Regions from separate parts of the Homo sapiens genome. Here regions 1 and 3 are each linked to region 2. A link is an interaction called in ENCODE POLR2A ChIA-PET data of the cell type or tissue named here. Cell type or tissue: GM12878. All regions are shown on one strand. Each heading gives the region's core, and the rest is flanking DNA. Links, peaks and the distances in the headings are about the cores only.

The links. ChIA-PET counts read pairs that join two places held together with the same protein. Peaks named below come from ENCODE experiments on the same cell type or tissue, not always from the same donor. Only the 100,000 strongest peaks of a DNase experiment are listed, where the experiment ranks them.
Region 1: POLR2A ChIA-PET joins it to region 2 with 6 read pairs; 12 of 35 experiments call an interaction of 5 or more read pairs at or near these places.
Region 3: POLR2A ChIA-PET joins it to region 2 with 5 read pairs; 8 of 35 experiments call an interaction of 5 or more read pairs at or near these places.

The regions. Positions count from the first base shown.
Region 1 is chr20:49,820,299-49,827,411 of GRCh38, forward strand. SLC9A8 (solute carrier family 9 member A8) reads left to right here. Exons shown (of 16, transcript NM_015266.3): 3 at 2,763-2,843. Among named protein-coding and RNA genes, the nearest start is that of SLC9A8, 11 kb to the left of the region's middle. In GM12878, for the core only: CTCF peaks have their summits at 1,691 and 3,137; a DNase peak (open chromatin) is centred at 3,403; H3K27ac peaks cover 1,797 bases.
Region 2 is chr20:49,939,473-49,946,585 of GRCh38, forward strand. RNF114 (ring finger protein 114) reads left to right here. Exons shown (of 6, transcript NM_018683.4): 2 at 2,089-2,239; 3 at 5,910-6,016; 4 at 6,664-6,778. It overlaps LOC124904976 (small nucleolar RNA U13), which reads right to left and starts at 928; the gene lies at 824-928. RefSeq lists a silencer at 1-214 and an enhancer at 3,293-3,462. In GM12878, for the core only: no CTCF peak of the experiment used is centred there; no DNase peak of the experiment used is centred there.
Region 3 is chr20:49,891,438-49,898,550 of GRCh38, forward strand. It overlaps SLC9A8 (solute carrier family 9 member A8), which reads left to right. Exons shown (of 16, transcript NM_015266.3): 16 at 1-805. Among named protein-coding and RNA genes, the nearest start is that of SPATA2, 21 kb to the right of the region's middle. RefSeq lists an enhancer at 3,130-3,299. In GM12878, for the core only: no CTCF peak of the experiment used is centred there; DNase peaks (open chromatin) are centred at 2,513 and 2,934; H3K4me3 peaks cover 996 bases; H3K27ac peaks cover 1,549 bases.

The DNA.
Region 1 (7,113 bases), core at 755-5,754, 120 kb before region 2:
GCAATATGGCGAAACCCTGTCTCTCCTAAAAATACAAAAAAATTAGCTGGGTGTGGGCGTGGTGGCATACACCTATAATCCCAGCTATTCGGGAGGCTGAGGCACTAGAATCATTTGAACCTGGGAGGTGGAGGTTTCAGTGAGCTGAGATTGCACCACTGCACTCCAGCCTGGGTGACAGAGTGAGACTCTGTCTCGGGGAAAAAAAAAATTATAGCTATCCTAGTGGATATGAAATTGTATTTTTGTTTTGTTTTGTTTTTTTTGAGATGGAATCTTGCTCTGTCTCCCAGGCTAGAGTGCAGTGGCATGATCTTGGCTCACTGCAACCTCTACCTCCTGGGTTCAAGTGATTCTCCTGTCTCAGCCTCCCATATAGCTGGGATTCAGGTGCGCACCACCACACCCTGCTAATTTTTGTATTTTTAGTAGAGACGGCGTTTCACCATGTTGGCCAGGCTGGTCTTGAACTCCGACCTCAGGTGATCTGCTTGCCTCAGCCTCCCAAAGTGCTGGGATTCCAGGTGTGAGCCACCGCACCAGGCCCTCACTGTATTTTTTAAAAAATCTTACATGTCCTTCCAGTGAATCATTGTATTTTGATTTTAGTTTCCCTTGTGACTATTGATGTTGAACATCTTTTGTCTATTCATGTCCTATGCCCGTTTAAAAGCTGTGGTGTTTGTCTCTTGGCTGTTGAGTTTAAGAGTTCTTTATATATTGTGGATAGTACACCTTTATCAGATATATGATTTGCAAATATTTTCTCCCCTTCTATGGATTGTCTTTTCTGACTTTATTCTTTTTAATGGCTGAAGGCTGTTACCTGGCATTGATGAGCCTTATATTAACTCTTTCTGTTAATAGTTTCCCCTTTTGCTCTTAAAGCCGCAAAGAGTTGTTTGATCTATTTATGAGAATAACTTAAATTTTTAAAAATCTAGCTTGGTACAAAGGAAGAGCAGAAACTGGTTCAACTCTCTTGGTCTATTTTCTGTCCACTTATGTGCTTATTTGCCGTTTTTTGTTTTGTCTAGACATTGGGCATGTTCATTAGTCACATGTTATGTTTATGCACTGGAACTTTTTTCTTGCCATTAGTATTTAATGTAGGATTTCTAACTAGGTTAAATATTTATATAAAAATAACACCACAGATTGATAGTTTAAAGCACAGAATGAAAAGAGGACAAAATGTCTACATTTACAACACTCTGGCCACCTGGTGTTTTTTGGTGGGATTAAAGAAACCTAATTTGTCAGTGCAGCCTCTGAGGGTGACCAGTTAACAGGCATGTGGATTGTTTAAACATTTCCTTGAAAAAAATAACAAAATTAATGTTAGTCCTGTTAATACTGTGGTTGATGAGCTGGTATACCATCTAGGTGCCCAGTAAAAGAAAGACATGCACGCTAACATTTGGATTAGGAAATTACATTCAGGAATAATTTTTGTGAAGTACCCATTTTTTTTGCCGGGGGGTTGGTGGGGGCAGAAATATCCCTTTCAAATCGTTTTATTTTACATCTTCTTATTTTCTTTCATAACAACACCTCTGTGAGGAAAGTTAGACATTATTCTGTTTTGGAGATTGAGGAATGAAGGCATCCAGCCAAGTGGGAGGTGGTGGGGTATGCTGTGGTTAAGAGCACAGATTTGGAATCTGACTCAATACTGCAGCACCTACCAGTGGTGTGACAGGGGCTGTGATGTCTAGAAGCCTCAGTTTTCTGATTTGTAATCAGAGAAGATAGTGGTAATGACAGCTAATTCCGAGGGAAGTTGGAGGATTAAATGAGAGAGTATTTGGGGTGTTCAGCCTAGTTCATGGCTCATGGGAAGTCCTCAGCCGATGGGAATGGCAGGACACAGCTGCACCCAGCTGGGGAGCAGGAGTGTTCCATATTCAGATCTCTGATGTTCTTGTCACCAAACCATTTACTTTTTCCTGTTTGTAAAACCCTTACTTCCCTCTATGTTAAGAGCCAGTCACATGATGGCAAAATAATTTGTGTCAATGCAATCTGTTGCAGTTACATTTATGTAAAAGTGATTGATTTCATTGACTTCCTCTTCACCATATAGTGTTCCAGTTGATAATCACTTCCAAAAAGTTGAAGACCATTTCTCAGAATCAGAAAAATTTGAATAATTTTAAATAATTTTATAAGGTTTAACAGCTTATATAAAAAAATAGGTTTCTGGCTGATCACCGTGGCTCACGCCTGTAATCCCAGCACTTTGGGAGGCCAAGGTGAGTGGATTGCTTGAGCCCAAGAGTTGGAGACCAGCCTGTGCAATGTGGCGAAACCCCATCTCTACTAAAAATACAAAAAAATTAGTTGGGTGTGGTGTCATGTGTCTCTAGTCCCAGCTACTTGGGAGGCTGAGATGGGAGAATCACCTGAGCCTGGGAAGTTGAGACTGCAGTGACCCTAGATCATACCACTGCACTCTAGCCTGGATGACACAGTGAGACCCTGTCTCAAAAAAGTTAGATTTCTGTTCCTCTTCCAATAACTACTGGGAAACAAACTAGTTCAGGCAGACAAAGAAGTATAGAGAAAATATAATAAACATTGTAAATGTACCTCCAGTTTAAGAAATGAGACACGAAAAACACCGCTGAAGTTCACTGTGTTATTCCAATTGTCCATTTCTGTGAGGACCCCCCCAGAAATAACCACTGACTTGAACTTGGTGTTTATCATTCAGAATTGAGTGTTTTTTTTAAAACATTGTATTATTTTTTTTTCCACAGCTATCTGCATCATATTGGTGCATTTACTGATCCGATACAGATTACATTTCTTGCCAGAGAGTGTTGCTGTTGTTTCTTTAGGTAAGTGTGTATTGGTGATTCCATAATAAAAGCAGTAACAATAACTACCATTTTTTGAGTGCCTCTTTAGTGCCAGGAACCACAAGAGATGCATCACATCCCTGATCTCATTTGATCCTCACTGCAACCTGCCCTAAGGGTGCTATGATCCCATTTTACAGATGAGGACACTGGGGCTCAAGAAGGGTAGTGACCTCCTAAAGGTCATGTAGAAGCCCAAAGGCCATACAGCTCTGTACAGCTCAAAGGCCCTTTCTTAGCCTTTTGCTTCTGGTAGAACTACCCTTGGGGAACATTGACCTCTACTGCTAGGCTAGGCTGACATCCAACTCAACTAAGGTAAGTAATGACACTTCATAGAATCACTCAATTTTATAGACAGAAGGGACTCTGACTTTACAGTTTAGGAGGAAGAAATGGCTCACTTAATGCCAGAGTCAGGTCTAAAGTCTTCAGAGAGCATTGTGCTCTACCCCACTTACATTTCTGTTTTGTTTCCTGTGCCAATTAACTGTTGAGATCTAGTTGCAGTGAATGAACCCGTGTAATAACAGGTGTGAATGCACACACAAGTTCATTGAAGTGGTTAGTGAAGGAAGAAGTGGGGAATTTCCGTAAGTGTAAGTTCAAGGCTAAAATGTGGGTGGAGACATGTAAGGCACAGTAAATAAAGTCTTACTAAGGTCAGCCAAAGCTTTTTATCAGTTTATTATATTGCAGTCACTTTTACTAGTTTCTACTTGCCTACTGATGGTATTTAATTTTTCCTGATCACTGCTGATGTTTAGAAATTAACTTTCATTGCCTGGTAGATCTTTAGTGGAGTAGTAATTCTTTCACAAGATAGTTATTGTTTAGATTAGCTTTGGAAATGATTGTTTAGACTCTGTTCACTAGCCTCCCCCTCCTCCCATCACCCCAGCAGTCCTACTACCTTGGTTCAGACTCTCCTGTATTTTCCCTGGACTTCAGTACTAAGTGCCAGATCCTGGCTTGTGAGGCTTCACATTGTCATCTATCTCATTTATGCCTTATGACCTCCAGGTGATGCCGTATTTTAAGGAATGGGCACCACTGGATAGTGTTGACCTCGAGTACAGGTTTCAAAACCAGTTTTACTCAAAAAGTTCTTGTTCTGTTTTTAGCATGTTTTTTAGCAATATATCTTGGTAGATTCTAACAACCTTAGCTAGTAAGATAGTCATAGAGCTCTAAGAATAGGAGCCTTGCTCATTAACATTCCTTTCTGCTATTAGGCATATTGAAAAGAACCTATGTGACTAATACCCATAATTCTGGGACATTCGGTAAAGGCTCTAAGAACTACTCCAAGGAATTTACAGTTGTGTGGTCAGTTTTATAGCTTCTTACATAAATTTGTTATCAAAATTATAGTTGGTGTGTATTTAGATATTATACACATGAAAATTAAAATGATAATTCTTATAATTTCATTTGGAATTTCAAGCTCCTCATGTTTCTTGAATGTCTGGGTAACTGCAGCTTGCTGAACACCAGTGCTTCTATTAGGACTTAGAGCAGACATTGTTGGTGGCTTACCAAAGAGTCATTTCCCCCTTCTTCCTTGAAAATAGAACCCCAAATTTGATCAGGTATCTTGCCACAGTGTGCTCAAGGAAGATGGGCCCCTCCAAGTCAAGATTGGTCTTTGCCATCATGTTAATTTCACTCTTCTCTGCCAATGATTAGTTCAGAGGGGTAGGGGCGGCAAGGCAGTGTGAAACCCAGTTCTGGCCAGTGACACCAAGGGGAAGCGTGATGAGGTAGTGGGTCCTGGAAAATGTTTTCCTCTCAGATAGTAATGAGACATTTCCCCTTCATTTCTTTGATGCTGCTGAATGAGAGTGTGATGCCTAGTGGACTGGTAGCCATCTTGCAACTACTGTGGCTCAAAGACAAAAGCCAGAATGCTAAGGATTGCCGAGGGGACAGATGGGAATCCCAGATTATTGATAGCATTGTTGCTTTGTTGAGTTGATAGCCCTGAAACTTCCTATCTTAGTGCTACCTTTTATATGAGATAATAAACATCTATTAGCTGTTGTTGACTTGGAATAAAGAAAAAAAACCAAAACCAACATCTATTGTTTAAGCCATTTTTAGTCTAGGTTCTTTTACTTGCAACTAAAAGCATCTTAACTAACATAGAACTCTTTCCATTCAAGGGACAAAACCCAATTCAAAAGAAAATAAATTGGCCAGGCGCGGTGGCTTATGCCTGTAATTCTAGCACTTTGGGAGGCTGAGGTGGGTGGATCGCCTCAGGCCAGGAGTTCAAGACCAGCCTGGCCAACATGGTGAAACCCCTGTCTCTACTAAAAATAGAAAAATTAGCTGGGCATGGTGGCAGGTGCTTGTAATCCCAGCTACTCTGGAGGCTGAAGCAATAGAACCACTTGAGTCCAGGAGGCGGAAGTTGCATTGAGCTCCAGTCAACGCCAGGGCACTCCAGCCTGGGTGACAGAGCAAGACTCTGTCTCAAAACAAACAAACAAAAAAAATTGGTGGGGGTAGGGGCGCTCACCTCTTGACTCATGTAACTGGCAAAACTACAGGTAGTATTAGCTTGAGACTTAGCTGAATCAGGTCTCCTGGACCCAGTTCTTCTCCATGCCTCAGCAGTGAATCCCTTTTCCCCGGCTTCGCTGTCAGGCAGGCTCTCTCCCTGTGGTACTCTGATCCGTTCTCAGACAGGCTCTTGGTGTGGTAAGCCCTTAAAGCAGTAACTGCAGTGGGAGAGAGAACCTCCTCTTCTTTCTGGCACCAAAAGTTGCAGGATGAACTCTGACCACCTGGCGACCTCAACTGGGAGTGGGGTGGAATGGTGTTGGGAGTCAGCCAGAGCTCTCCATCTACAAGGTTCATTTCTTCACTGATGTTGCAGAAATAATTGTAGCCTGAATAGCTAGGTCTTGGGAGAAGTGATGGAAAGGCAGTCTTGCTTTCAATGCTTACTTGCTAACTCAGGTGACTGGAAACCCAAGAGCACTTCCAGGGAGAGTGCTGAGGTCCAGAAAGTACTTTTTAAAAATTATGTTAGAGGACATTTGGTTAGAATTTGTAAATGCTGACATAGCTATCAAAGTAATTCTGTATTTCATAAAGCTAAAGAAATGGAAGGAAAACGTTTTTCTCCAGCTGGAGCAAAGTGTAACAAAATATTGAGATATCTACCATTTCAAGAATTTCCAACTTTGTGCCAAAAAAGAATCTAGAAGAAGTTGCCAGAGAAAGTATGGTTTTCGTTCTTTCAGGGATAAATTTTCCTCTCCTGCCAGAAGTTGCTTTGTAGCTTGCAGTCATTTCGAGACATTACTGGTCTTTTGCTTTATAGTTAGGTGTTCAGCATTCCTAAGAAATTCTCAGTATAGAAAAGGACCATCTGCACTCCAAAAGCACATGTCCCCTCCTTCTACCTTACTGTATTTTTAAATGAGTGTCTGTCTGGCCACTTTTCATTCTTTATAAAAATATAGTATCAACCTGAAGTTCTAAAGAGTTCCTTGGCCCCTGTTCGAAGCTTTCAGGATACTTTCCATACTTTATGGAATTCTGTAGTTTGGGCCTTTTAAAAACTAATTTCTTTTGCACAGTTAAACAACTACTATATATAGAAAAAAGAAAAATCTTGTTTATTGACAATTATTTTTATCTTGTTTCATTCTCTTCCAGTCCATGTGTAGACATGTCCGTATGTATTAGATGCCTTTGTATAGTTTAATTTGAGTTTATATCATTTTTTCTGTTCTTTCCATGTATTAGTTGAGTTCACATATTTATTTATTTATCTTTTTTTTTTCAGACAGAGTCTCCTTCTTTCACCCAGGCTGGAGTGCAATCACGATCTTGGCGCACTGCAACCTCCGCCCCCTGGGTTCAAGCGATTCTCCTGCCTCAGCCTCCTGAGTAGCTGGGATTACAGGCACATACCACCATGCCTGGCTAATTTTTGTATTTTTAGTGGAGACAGGGTTTCACCATGTCGGCCAGGCTGGTCTCGAACTCCTGACCGCAAGTGATCTGCCTGCCTCGGCTTCCCAAAGTGCTGGGATTACAGGCATGAACCACTGTGCCCGGCCCATATTTATTTTTTTACTGGCTGTGTAATGCTGATTCATGTATATATTTTAGGCTAAAATTTGTAAGGAATGAAAATGAGGCTGGGTGCAGTGGCTCATGCCTGTAATCCCAGCACTTTGGGAGGCCGAGGCGGGCAGATCACCTGAGGTCAAGAGTTCGAGAACAACCT
Region 2 (7,113 bases), core at 1,412-6,411:
TGTCTTAATCTATCAGGTTGGGTAAGTAGCCCAGGGTGTCTTCTCCATTCTTTCTGTATGCCTTATCTCAGCATTACCATCTTCCTAGGCTTCAGGATAGGAACTCGGTCATCTTTGACTTCTTTTCTTCAAAGTCAGTAAGTTATCAAGTCCTCCTGATTCTACCTTTCTGTGAATGGTTTCCTGAATTCATCCCCTGCTGCTTCAGTCAGACCCTCACAATCCTCTGCCTTTAGCCATCTGTTTGGTTTCTACTTTGTCTCTTCTCACCTTCTCACCTAAAAAAAAAAAAAACTATAGGGCTGGGCTCAGTGGCTCACACCTGTAATCCCAGCACTTTGGGAGGCCAAGACGGGTGGATCACCAGAGGTCAGGAGTTCGAGACCAGCCTGGCTAACGTGGTGAAACCCCGTCTCTACTAAAAATATAAAATTAGCTGGGTGTGGTCATGCGCGCCTGTAACCCCAGCCACTTGGGAGTCTGAAGCAGGAGAATCGCTTGGACCGGGGAGGCAGATTTTGCAGTGAGCCGAGATTGCACCATTGCACTTCAGCCTGGGCAACAGAGCACGACTCTGTCTCAAAAAAAAAAAAAAAAAAAAAAGTAACAAAACTTTGTTTTCCATGATAGCACAGAGATATTTTTCTGAAACCTGGATTTGGCCTTGTTTTGTTAATACCTTCCTTTTAAACTCCTGGCTCCCTACTGTTTATGAGGAAAAGTCTGTTAGATTTTTATTTCCTCAGATACATATCAATTTTAAGCCTAAATTAGGCCTAGAATAGTCTTCCCTTCCTCTGCTAGCTGACCTCTTTTTTTAAAATGCCAGAGGGGTAATGGGCCAACATCTGTAACAAGGTTCGAGGGTGGCACATCTCACACATGCACATGAACACCCAGTCCTCAGGTTCATGAACTACAAAAGGATCCATCTGAACCCTTTTTTTTTTTTTTTTGAGACGGAGTCTCGCTCTGTCTCCCAGGCTGGATGGAGTGCAGTGGCGCGATCTTGGCTCACTGCAAGCTCTGCGTCCTGGGTTCATGCCATTCTCCTGCCTAAGCCTCCCGAGTAGCTGGGACTACAGGCACCCGCCACCACTCCCAGCTAATTTTTGTATTTTTAGTAGAGACGGGGTTTCACTGTGTTAGCCAGGATGGTCTCGATCTCCTGACCTTGTGATCTGCCCGCCTCGGCCTCCCAAAGTGCTGGGATTACAGGCATGAGCCACCGCGCCTGGCTGAGCTGAACCCTTTTAAGGCTGATCAGAGATGCCGTCTCTGCAGTCTTCCCCTCCACCCCCCCCTTGAGACAGAGTCGCACTCTGTTGCCCAGGCTGGAGTGTGCAGCCACCTCTGCCTCCCAGGTTCAAGCAATTCTCCTGCCTCAGCCTCCCGAGTAGCTGGGATTACAGGCATCTGCCACCATGCCTGGCTAATTTTGGTATTTTTAGTAGAGACGGGTTTCACCATGTTGGTAAGGCTGGTCTCAAACTCCTGACCTCGTGATCTGCCTGCCTTGGCCTCCCAAAGTGCTGGGATTACGGGCGTGAGCCACCGCTCCCAGCCTTCACTGCAGTCTTACCAGCCCTTTCCTTCTCAGGTCACTAGTTGATTTTCCCTTTATGTTCCTGTAGCGCTTTGCCTTCACCTGTAATGATAGCAGCTCCCGTTTGTGGTGCGTTTTGTAAGGGCTGGACACTCTGCCAGGGGTCTGCTATACAAACTGTATCCTCCCAGCAGTCCTAGAGGTAGGTACTACTCTCTCCATTTCACAAAGGAAAAAATGGAGATTCAAGAAACCCCACTGAGATCCTTCAGTGGCAGGGCCTAAGGCTTGAAGCCTCAACCTTAACACCTTCACTGTGTCTATCACAGGAGTTTGCATTTGTTTCTGTAGTTGTGTGTTCTTTGTAGTCCACTCCTATCCCTCATTTTTTCTGGCTTGGAAGGACTTAGTATTTGAACTGGGAGGAGAGAGCAAGTTGTTTTTTACTCCATTATCCATTGATGTCTTTTTAAAAGTTGATCCATATTTGTCGTCTTGTCTCCATGATGCGTGACAGAGGTTCTCTGTATGTCTTGTTCTAGCTTTTGCTCTGCATGCCTGCAGGAATGTCTGAAGCCGAAGAAGCCTGTCTGTGGGGTGTGTCGCAGCGCTCTGGCACCTGGCGTCCGAGCCGTGGAGCTCGAGCGGCAGATCGAGAGCACAGAGACTTCTTGCCATGGCTGCCGTAAGAATGTATGTGGAAGTGATGTGGAAGAGTCCATGTCTTTCCATGATAAGTTGGGGTAAAACGTACAGCTGCCATGTTGTTGCTGAAGTTAGAGCATGACTAGGTCACTAACAGCACGCGTGCATGCCAATTACCTGTGGTGATGGCTGGGCTGGTTTGTTTTCATAACCTTACTGGTTTTTGTTTCTTTTTTTAAGAGTTGGTTAAGTATATATTTTAGGTTTGAAAGCCATAGAAATCAGTTATCCCAGTTTTTTCCTATAAAAGATCAATTATGGCCAGGCGCGGTGGCTCATTCCTGTAACCCCAGCTCTTTGGGAGTCCGAGGCAAGAGCTTGAGGCTAGGAGTTAAGAGACCAGCCTGGACAACATAGTGAGACCTCATCTTTACAAAAAAATAAAATTAGCCGGGTGTGGTGGTATGTACCTGTAGGCCCAGCTACTCAGGAGGCAGAGGCCAGAGGATCACTTGAGCCCAGGAGTTTGGGATTACAGTGATCTATGATCATGCCACTGCACTCCAGCCTGGCTGACAGCAAGACCCTGTCTCTTAAAAAAAAGTCAATATGAAATCATTGGATTGTAATAACAATAGCTAACATTTGAAATGCATCCATGCTCTTGTATAATCAGAGTCAAGTATATTTATTTTCATACCTGTTATAACTGCTACTGGAAAGGAGAAATACTGTTGTCTTATTTTCCAAGAGATATACACAGCCTTGTTGATTTTAGAATCATTAAAATTTTTAAAATTGCAGACCATACAAAAGTACACAATAATGTAGGCTTGTTCCTCATTCCAGAGATTACTTCAAAATTCGTTCAACTTAAGGCCTGGCAAGGTGGTTCATGCCTGTAATCCCAACACTTTGGGAGGCCAAGGTGGGTGGATTGCTTGAGTCCAGGAGTTCTAGACCAGCCTGGACAACATGGTGAAACCTCGGCTCTACTGAAAATACAAAAAACTAGCAGGGCATGGTGGTGTGTGCCCGTAGTCTCAACTGTTCGGGAGGCTGAGGTGAGAGGATGGCTTGAGCCCAGGAGGCAGAGGTTGCAGTGAGCTGAGTTCGTGCCACTGCACTCCATCCTGGGTGATAGAGCCGGACCCTGTCTCAAGGAAAAAAAAAGTGATTTAATTTCGAAAGCTGCATAACATTTTCTGCCCTTTGACAAACACTGTAGAATTTTTACCAACCAAGTTGTAGGATTTTTGCAAAATGAGATTATACTATAATATATATATTTCTTCAACTTTTTTCACTTTTTTAAATGTACACTCATTCCCAACTTTTTTTTTCCACTTTTCAGGTTTTTTTTCTCTTACATATTGGACAGCCTTGCATGTCAGTTTCATTATTTTTAACACTTCGGTATGGATGCCCATAGTAAGAATATACCTTACCATCTCCTTTTCAGCGTGATTTAGTATTAGGGATGCATAGTAGGGCCATTTCAATGCTGAATAGGGCTATTTTCTGTGTCTTAATTGGGGGCTTCACTCTTGAGGCTGGGCATGGTGGCTCATGCCTATATCCTATCATTTGGAGAGGCCAAGGCAAGAGGATCACTGACCCCAGGAGTTCGAAATCAGCCTGGGCAACATAGTGGGACTCTGTATATACCAAAACAAACCAACAAACAAAACCAGCTGTGTGTAGTGGTGTATGCATGTAGTCCCAGCTCCTTGGGAGGCTGAGGTGGGAAGATTGCTTGAGCCCAGAAGTTTGAGAGCAGCCTGGGGAATATAGTGGACCCAGTTTCTACAAAAAAAGGAAAAAAAAATTGAGGATTCCTCAGTTTGTAGCTTAAAGTCAAGTTCTTGAGCTGGAGGTGAGACAATCATCATGGTAAGCTGGAGCTCAAATATTGGAGCATTTTTTTCCCCCTTTGAAGTTTACTTTTAGAAACTCAAAATATTGAAATACAATTCCCTACTGTCTTCTTTTTTTTTTTTTTTTTTTTTTTTTGAGACGGAGTCTCACTCTGTTGCCCAGGCTGGAGTACAGTGGCGTGATCTCAGCTCACTGCAGGCTCCGCCTGTTGGGTTCACGCCATTCTCCTGCCTCAGCCTCCTGAGTAGCTGGGACTACAGGTGCCCATCACCACGCCCAGCTATATATATATACACACACACACACACACACACACATACATACACACAGAGATATATATATATATATATATATATATTTGTATTTTTAGTAGAGACAGGGTTTCACTGTGTTAGCCAGGATGGTCTCGATCTCCTGACCTCGTGACCCGCCCGCCTCAGCCTCCCAAAATGCTGGGATTATAGGCATGAGCCATTGCACCCGGTCTCTTCATCTTTATTTATGCATGCATAATGTGGTTTTTGGTTTTGTTTTGTTTTTTTTCTGAGACAGGGTCTGGCTTTGTTGCCCGGGCTGGAGTGCAATTGCGTGGTCTCAGCTCACTGAAACCTCTGCCTCCCAGGCTCAAACCATCCTCCCACCTCAGCCTCTCAAGTAGCTGGGACTACAGGCATGTGTCACCACGCCTGCCTAATTTTTTTGTATTTTCAGTAGAGACGAGTTTTGCATGTTGCCCATGCTGATCTCGAACTCGGGAGCGTGAAGTGATGGCCCACCTCAGCCTCCCTCAGGATTACAGGTGTGAGCCACCGTACTCCGCCCATGATGGGCTTTTTGTTTGTTTTACTGTATGCTTTTGCTTTTCTCCATTTTCAAGATTAGTGATTGTACTGTTGGCATGCCTCAGAAAATGTTTTTCTTTCCTTTATCTTCCCTCTTTTCTTCAATTCTTAAAACTTTCTTTCTTTTTAGAAAACCTGTAATGAAGCACTATTCTCTGGGTTTTCTTCTCTTTCTGTTTTACTGTTGCACAGCCTAGATTTTATATGAAAGGCTGGGCCGGGCGTGGTAGCTCACGCCTGTAAACCCAGCACTTTGGCAGGCTGAGGCAGGCAGATCACTTGAGGTCAGGAGTTCGAGACCAGCCTGGCTAACGTGGTGAAACTCCATCTCTACTAAAAATATGAAAATTAGCTGGGCCTGATGGCACACACCTGTAATCCCAGCTACTCAGGAGGCTGAGGTGGGAGAATCACTTGAACCCGGGAGGCGGAGGTTGCAGTGAGCCGAGATGGTGCCACTGCACTTCAGTCTGGGCGACAGAGTGAGTGAGACTCTGTCTCAAAAAAAAAAAAAAAGAGAATTTAGATTTTAAAGATTATTTCTCAGAGGCTGGTGATAGATACTTTAACCAGGGTTAGTGGCTTTTATATGTTTTACCTAAAGGATCACTTTTCTCTGCTGCACATAACAGAATGTGGTTTTTGGCTTGCTGTAAGGAGACTAGTTTAAATGCTAGTATAGAAAACTTTTAAAAACATCCTAGATTTGGAGCTTGTCTGTGAGCAGACAGCCTATCATGAATAGGAGCAAACCTCTAGGAGAGTTATTTTAGAGTGGAAGTGGATATCCTGATTTAGTCGAATAAAATAGCAGCCTTGGTATTAATGGGAAATCTGCAATAATCAGGGTTTCAGCCCCATCAGCGTAGTCAGGAGTTTGGTGAGATTATTTGCCAGGGTGGTGTAGGTCTAGTTTTCTTTGTGCCCTTGTTTGGGACTATATTTTGCCTGTTGCAAGGTCCTCACTAACTTATGGGCTCTGATTCTTCCTATTTGAGTTCTTCCTGTCCAAGATCCGGTCCCACGTGGCTACTTGTTCCAAATACCAGAATTACATCATGGAAGGTGTGAAGGCCACCATTAAGGATGCATCTCTTCAGCCAAGGTAAATGACTCAGTCTCCCCTTAGGTGGAGGTCATCTCTTGCTATTAATACAAAGAGGTTGCATGCCCAGGGGTTTAGTTGTATGAATTGTTATGCTGGCTAAAGCTGATACAAGTATTTTGGGAGGAGTATGCAAGGGAGGACTCTGGTGTTCACTTCAGATGTTAGCTGAGCTATATTCTTTTTTTCTTTTTTGAGACAGAGTCTCGCTCTGTTGCCCAGGCTGGTGTGCAGTGGTGCAATCTCAGCTCACTGCAACCTCTGCCTCCCGGGTTCAAGCGATTCTCCTGCCTCAACCTCCCAAGTAGCTGGGATTACAGGCACCTGCCACCATGCCTGGCTAAATTTTGTATTTTTTAGTAGAGACAGGGTTTGTCATGTTGGTCAGGCTGGTCTTGAACTCCTGATCTCAGGTGATCCGCCTGCTTTGGCCTCCCAAAGTGCTGCGATTACAGGCGTAAACCACCACGCCCGGCCAGCTGAGCTGTTATTTTCACAACACTTGACCTGAGTCTGAAGTGATCATCAGCATCCTTATCATTACACATTTGGTGAGCTTTGCTCCTTTTTGGAGTGTACTGTGGTTGAAGTTTAATGGAAAGGTACTCACAGAAAAGTTTTCTTTTTTCCTGTGTTTCACCTTCCAGGAATGTTCCAAACCGTTACACCTTTCCTTGTCCTTACTGTCCTGAGAAGAACTTTGATCAGGAAGGACTTGTGGAACACTGCAAATTATTCCATAGCACGGATACCAAATCTGTGGTGAGTAACCTTTTTTTTTTTTTTTAAACTTCATTAAGGGAAAGGATCAAGCTTGGAGAAAAATGACGGGATTAGTAGAATGAACTCCTGTGTGCCCTTCACCTAGATTGACAGATTGTTAACATTTTACCATATTTGCTTAACCATGCTCTATAGTACACATTTTTTGCTGACCACTTGGGAATAAGCTACAGATACCATGACCATTTTTGCACCCTGAATACTTCGCACCCTGATACAGGAGTGTGTATGTCTTAAGAACAAGAATGTTTTCTTGGAAAATTATATTTTTGTGTGTATAATTAATCATATTCAAGAAATTTAACATTGATTCA
Region 3 (7,113 bases), core at 1,040-6,039, 48 kb before region 2:
CATTTAGTCTCCTGCCGTTTCCCAAACAGTTGTCCAACAGTTAGACATTGAGGGGCTTCACTGTTACCAGGCATGTAACAGAAGGAGGAAGACTAACACACACCCCCTGCCCCATCCCATCCCCCTCTCCCGAGCTATTTTCTTGCTGTGGCCTCTGGTGCCCTTGAGTTGGTCTCCCCGGCTGCTCTGCGGGGGCTTCACTGGCTTCGGAGTGAGCGCGAAGTGCTGGTGAGCAGTGGGCCTGTGATTGGATGGGAAGATGTGCATCCGTGGTCAAAAGTCAGCTGCCAGCCCTGCGGAACCAGAGCCTCAGGCTGGGATGGGGAGGCCTCCCTGCTTCCACCTGCATGGTGGGCATGGCCTGGCTTACACCAAAGGCTTTGACGGTTTCTCCAAGTAAGGATCTGCAAATCTTGAATCGTCCTCAAAATGACGAAGCTTGAATTGTCCTCAAGATGGATGTGAATCTTACATTCCTTTTCATCATTTCCTTTGTAAAAATGACGAGTGCTGGGTTTTTGTTTTAAGAAGCATTATGAAGGCCAGACTTACTCATTTTTCTCCCCCAAGTGAGCTGCAAGAGGCCCCTGTTAGGCCCCTGTTTCCTGAGCAGTGATGTGCTGCTCTTCTTGGTGGGGCTTTGGGCTGGGAGGGGAAGGCGGGTCAGAGATGGGGGACCTGTGGCTGCCATGCAGGAGCCCCTGCGTCATCTCGTTGGACTCTTTAAGGGAGTCAGGAATAGATGTATGAACAGTCGTGTCACTGGATGCCTATTTAGAAATAAAGTGTATGCTGCTGAATTGGAGCCAGTGTCTGTGTTCATGTTCAGGTGGCTTTGCAGATGCACAGGTCACACCTCCTAGACTGGGCTCTGTGGCACACAGCTACCCAGCCCCTGGGCCGGTGGCAGCCATGTCACCAGGAAGTACAGTGCTTAGGAGCAGGGCTGGGTCAGGCTGGCCTGCGTCTGGTTCCTACCTTTGGCCCTCAGTGAGGAGCATGTGAAGCTCAGCCCCCAGCCAGGCTCAGCTTCTCCTCACGATGCTGGGAGCCCTTCCTCCCTGGGTTCGCTGGCTGTTCGCCCAGGCTGCAGGGCCGCCTGACCTCCTGCTCGGGGCTTACAGATCAGTCCCCCACAGGCCTTTGCCTGATGGTGAAATGGGGAAATTCTGTCACTGAACCTGCCCTGCCGCAGGAGCGGGGGCATCCATAGCCTCTGATCAGAAGTGGTGGCATGTGGGGCAAGAAGGGTCGTGAGTTCATCTATACCCCCACGTACTTCCAAAGGCATCCAAGCTGCTGAAGGTAACAGGCACGAACCAAAAATGCATGTGATGTAAAATGAAACCAGTCAGGAGAAGCTGTCCTGGCCCCAGCCAGGGGGCAAGAGCTGAGTTTCCTGGTTCCTTCCCACACTGTGCTTCAGCCCACCCCAGGGGAGACTCCCGAGGCCACAGTGGGCTCCCCGTGGCCCGCTTTTGGTGGAAACCCAGATTCAGAGAAATATTTCTCCACCATAATAAAAACTGCAAGTGTGATGAGAAGTGGTAGCTGACACTTGGCCTCAGTGTCAGGGAGGCACCACGAGAGTGATAAGGACTCTGGCTAACAGCAGAATTTTCCAGGCCAGCCCTGCCTGCGAGGGCGGCTGGGAAGTGGAGCTGCGCTGTGCTGAGCAGAGTGTCAGCTGGGACGGAACGGAGTGCTGGCAGCAAAGGTGGGGGGTGGTCCTGAGTGGGCACCTCGTTCCCACGGAACAGGGTATGTTTCATTTGTATTTCAACCTTCTCAACTCCTAAAAAAAGCTCTCAGGGTAGAGGGGAGCAATCGAGGCAAGAAATATTTTCCTTAGAGGCTAGAAAGCTGGCGGGGGGTTGGAGGGTCACACACAAAGTTGAGGGTCCTGTAACCCCCGCTTATTATTCCACAGGGCACTAGGGGAATGAAGCTGGCCTGGAGCGGGGCCCCACTGCCTCTTGGAGGCAACCCCCCCACCCCAAGCAAGGGACAACACAGCCCTCTGGCTCTAGCCAGAGAAGATGTGAGACATGAAGGGCAGTGGGGGTCAGGGGCCAGGGGCCAGTACAGTCATCTCAAGGCCCTGGGTGACAGTAAGTGCCCCGTAAATGAGGGTCCTCTTTGTGAATATTTATGGACCTGCAGGAGAGCAGGCAGGCATCAGCCACACTCCCCCTGCCTGGGGAGGCCGCCTGGCAGACCTGGGGGGTCTTAGCATCAGTTGGGACCAGTCTGGTGCTGGGGACAGAAGGAACCTCTGCGCATACAGGCAGCTGCCAGCTAATACCCTGATGTAAATGGGGAAGAAAATAAGTCTTTGCTTACAGAAAAAAAAGGGCACAAAAATGTAGTTGGTTCATTTTGTGGCGAAGATGAGCCATACGCTCCTATCTGCTGGTGGGAGGGCAGCTGGCTCACACTCTCCAGAGGACACTGTGGTGACAGCTCTCCAAAGCCTGAAAACGGCCCAGCAGTTCCACTCATGGGGCAAAAGGAAAGTGCATGAAAACCGCACTCCAAGAATGGTCATCCCGGCAATATCTGAATGAGGATAAATGGAAAACAACTTCCTTGTCCATGAATGAGGGACTGGTGAGATAAATGATGATAGAATATTTACCAACAGCTCAAGATTCTAAGGATGTGGAAAAATGTTTAGAATGTTATCAGACCAGCATTTTACCACCTTTAGGGAGAGAGAAACATTTCACCCTCTCCTTAAATGCTGTTTGAGATTTTAAAATGACTAAAAACGAAAGTAGAAATTTTAGTACATCCTTTTATACAAATACACATACTGGCACTCCAGCGCGCACCCATTCATCCCTAATATGGAAGACCTGGTGGTTCCTTTCAACCACCACTTCTTCCCCGAGCCCTGTTGTCTTTGCTAAGAGAACCCATGTGGTTCGTGTAATGGGTGACTGTATGCTTCAAGGGGAAACAGAGCCAGTTCTCGGTTCAGGTTGTTCCTGGTCATTCCCTCTACTTGTCTGAGATTGGCTGAGGAATGGGTCTGTGACCTTATTTGGCAGGAGAATGAAGCGATTAAAAAAAACAAAACAAAACAAAACAAAACAAAAAAAAACGAAGTCTCGCTCTGTCGCCCAGGCTGGAGTGCAGTGGCACCATCTCAGCTCACGGCCACTGCAATCTTCGCCTCGTGGGTTCAAGCGATTCTCCTGTCTCAGCCTCCTGAGTAGCTGGGATTACAGGTGCCCGTCACCATGCCCAGCTAATTTTTGTATTTTTAGTAGTGATGGGGTTTTGCCCTGTTGGCCAGGCTGGTCTCGAACTCCTGACCCCAGGTGATCCGCCCACCTCGGCCTCCCAAAGTGCTGGGATTACAGGTGTGAGCCACCGCGCCTGGCCTGAAGCAATCTTTTGAGGAATTTCTAAAACTTTCCTTACTCTCAAAAAGACACTCAAGGAAGGGACATGTTCTCTTCCCATTGTCTGACCTTTGCCTCCCATTACTTGAGGATGTAATGCCTCCACCTGCTGCAGCCATTTGGAGACCAGGAGGGAACACCTTGCCACCATGCTGAGGATGGCAGAGCAGAAAGACAGAAGGCTTGTATGTTGTCAAGGACACTGCTGGAGCAGTTAATTAACCAGTCCTGGAACTGACCTCCCTCTGGATCTCATGACATGGGGCAATACATGTTCTGTATCTGCCATTTCTGGTTGGGTATTTTGTTACAACAGAAATAATGCTGTTATAACTTCATGAACTGAGAAAAGCAGATTTCAGAACCATATCAATAGATGTGGCTCTATAAATTAAATTAGCAGTATGTGTATACAGGAAAAAAATCTTAAAGGATAGACATAGAGTTTTAACTTAACTTTGGTTCTCTCCAAGTGGAAGGATTATAGGTAAATTTTTTTTTTTTTTTGAGATGGAGTTTTGCTCTTGTTGCCCAGGCTAGAGTGCAGTGGCACGATCTTCGCTCACTGCAACCTCCATCTCCCAGGTTCAAGAGATTCTCCTGCCTCAGCCTCCCAAGTAGCTGGGACTACAGGCCCCTGCCACCACGCCTGGCTAATTTTGTATTTTCAGTAGAGACGGGGTTTCACCATGTTGTTCAGGCTGGTCTTAAACTCCTGACCTCAAGTGATCCACCTACCTCAGCCTCCTAAAGTGCTGGGATTATAAGCATGAGCCACCGCATCTGGCCGATTATAGGTAACTTTTAAAATCTTGCTGTTTGCATATACTTTCTATTTCTCTCATAAAGAATATTTATTAAGTCAATAATAAGGAACACACATGTTCTTTGACCAGAACTAGAGGAGCAGTGCATTAGATGGAGTGACTTGAAGGCCCCTAGGGAAACAGGTGAGGGTCCAAACTGATGCAGTCACCACGGAGAGGCCTGTGGCCCTTCCACCCACGATTCCTCTTCTAGCCCTGGGGCAAAGATTGGCAAATTACTGCCTGTGGCCCAAATCCAGCCCGCCTCCTGTGTCTGTACTACCTAAGAGCTAAAAATGGTTTTAACATTTTTTAAAGGTTGGGGAAAAAAACAGAAGAGTAAGGCCAGGTGTGGTGGCTCACACCTGTAATCCCAACACTTTGGAAGGCCAAGGTGGGAAGACTGCTTGAGCCCAGGAGTTTGAGACCAGCCTGGGCAACATAGGGAGACCCTGTCTCTCTATATATAATTAAAAAAAACTAGCCAGCATGTTGGTGTACACCTGTGGTCCCAGTTACTCAGAAGGCTGAACCCAGGAGGTCAAGGCTAAAGTGAGCTGTGATCGTGCCACTGCACTGTAGCCTGGGTGATAGAATGAGACCCTGTCTCAAGAAAAAAAAATCACAGATTCACAAGAAGTTGCAAAAAAGATAGTACAGAAAGGTCCCATGTACCCTTCCCCCCGTTACCCTCAGTGGTAACATCTTGCACAACTACAGAATAGTTTCACAACCAAGAAACTGGCATTGCCACAGTCCACAGATCTTGTTCCAACTTCATTAGTTTTACAGGCACTCGTGTGTGTGTGTGTTTAGTTCTACGCAATTTTATATCGTGTAGATTCGCATAACCACCATCACAGGGAAGTTGCCTTTTATAGAAGTATTCCAGCTGCCAAACAAAGAAGAAATCATTGAATTGGAATATCTCTATTTTGTAACTTCCAGTGAAATAATGGATCTAAGTGGGAAGTAACAGCCTTAATAGCTGCTAATTCCCCAAAGGGAGAGAACTCGACATAATATGCCTCCTGATGAGAGAATACGCATCAAGTATTCTTACCACAGAGATCAGACCCAAATCCAAGCAAACCCCAACAGCCAGCTACCATGCAATACATGCACACATTCAACACCCTTTCACGATCAAAACACTCAACCACCTAGGAATAGAGGGAAACTACTGCAACACAATACAGGCCATCTAGGATAACAGCTGACAGCATACTCAATGGTGAATGACTGGAAGCTTATCCTCTAAGATCAGGAACAAGGCAAGGATACCTACATTCACCACTTCAATTCGACGTAGTACTGGAAGTTCTAGCCAGAGCAATTAAGCAAGAAAACCAAAGAAAAGATACCCTGGTTGGTAAGAAAGAAGCTAAAATTATCTCATGGATGACATGATCTTATATGTAGATAACCCTGAAGATTCCACAAGAAAAAAACTGTTCAAACTAATAAATAAATTCAGCAAAGTTGCAGGATACAAAGTCAACACACAAAAGTCAGCTGCATTTCCATAAACAGTGGACAATCAGAAAAGGAAATTAAGAAAAAAATCCCATTTATAATAGCATCAAAAAGAATTAAATAGGAATAAATTTAACCAAGCAGCAAGAAAGACTTGTACACTGAACACTATAAAACATGCTGAAAGAAATTTTAAAAGACACAAATAGGGCCAGGCATGGTGTCTGACGCCTGTAATCCCAGCACTTTGGGAGGCCAAGACCTCCCAAATCACTTGAGGCCAGAATTCAAGACCAGCCTGGGCAACACAGTGAAACCCTGTTTCAACAAAAAAAAATTAAGAATTAGCCATGCGTGGCACATGCCTGTGGTGCCAGTTACTTGGGAGGTTGAGGTGGGAGGATCTCTTGAACCAAGAGTTCAAGGCTGCAATGAGCCATGACTGCACCACTGCACTCCAGCCTGGGTGACAGAGCGAGACCCTGTCTCAAAAAAACAACAACAAAACGATCTATACTGCCCAAAGTGGATCTACAGATTCAATGCAATCCCTATAAATGGCATTTTTTACAGAAATAGAGAAATAAAACCATCCTAAAATTCATATGGGATCTCAAGGGACCCTGAATAGCCAAAACAATCTTTAAAAAGAACAAAGGTGGAGGCGTTACACTTCATGATTTCAAAGTATATTACAGAGCTACAGTAATCAAACTAGTGTGGTACTGGCATGAAAACAGGTATACACTCATAGACCAATGGAATGGAATAGAGAGCCCAAAAATAAACCCTCACATATATGGTCAAATGATGTTCGACAGGAGTACCAAAACCACTCAATGGGGAAAGGACTGTCTCTTCACCAGATAGTGTTGGGAAAACTGGACATTCATAAGGAAAGGAATGAAGTTAGACCCCTACCTTATTCTGTATACAAAAATTACCTCAAAATAGATAAAAGACCTAAATGTATGACCCAAAACTATAAAGACAACTTAAGGGGAAACTTCATGACATTGGATTTGGCAATGATTTCTTAGATATTATACCAAAAGCATAGGCAGTAAAAGCGAAAATAGACAAATGGGATTACATCAAACTTTTTTTTTTTTTTTTTTTTTTGAGACAGAGTCTTGCTCTGTTATCCAGGCTGGAGTGCAGTGGCGCAATCTTGGCTCACTGCAATCTTTGCCTCCTGGGTTCAAGCGATTCTCCTGCCTCAGCCTCCTGAGTAGCTGGGATTACAGGCATGCGCCACCACACCCAGCTAATTTTTGTATTTTTAGTAGAGATGGGGTTTCACCATGTTGGCCAGGCTGGCCTCAAACTCCTGACCTCAGGTGATCTGCCCACCTCAGCCTCCGAAAGTGCTAAGATTACAGGTGTGAGCCATCACGCCCAGCCGACTACATCAAACTTTT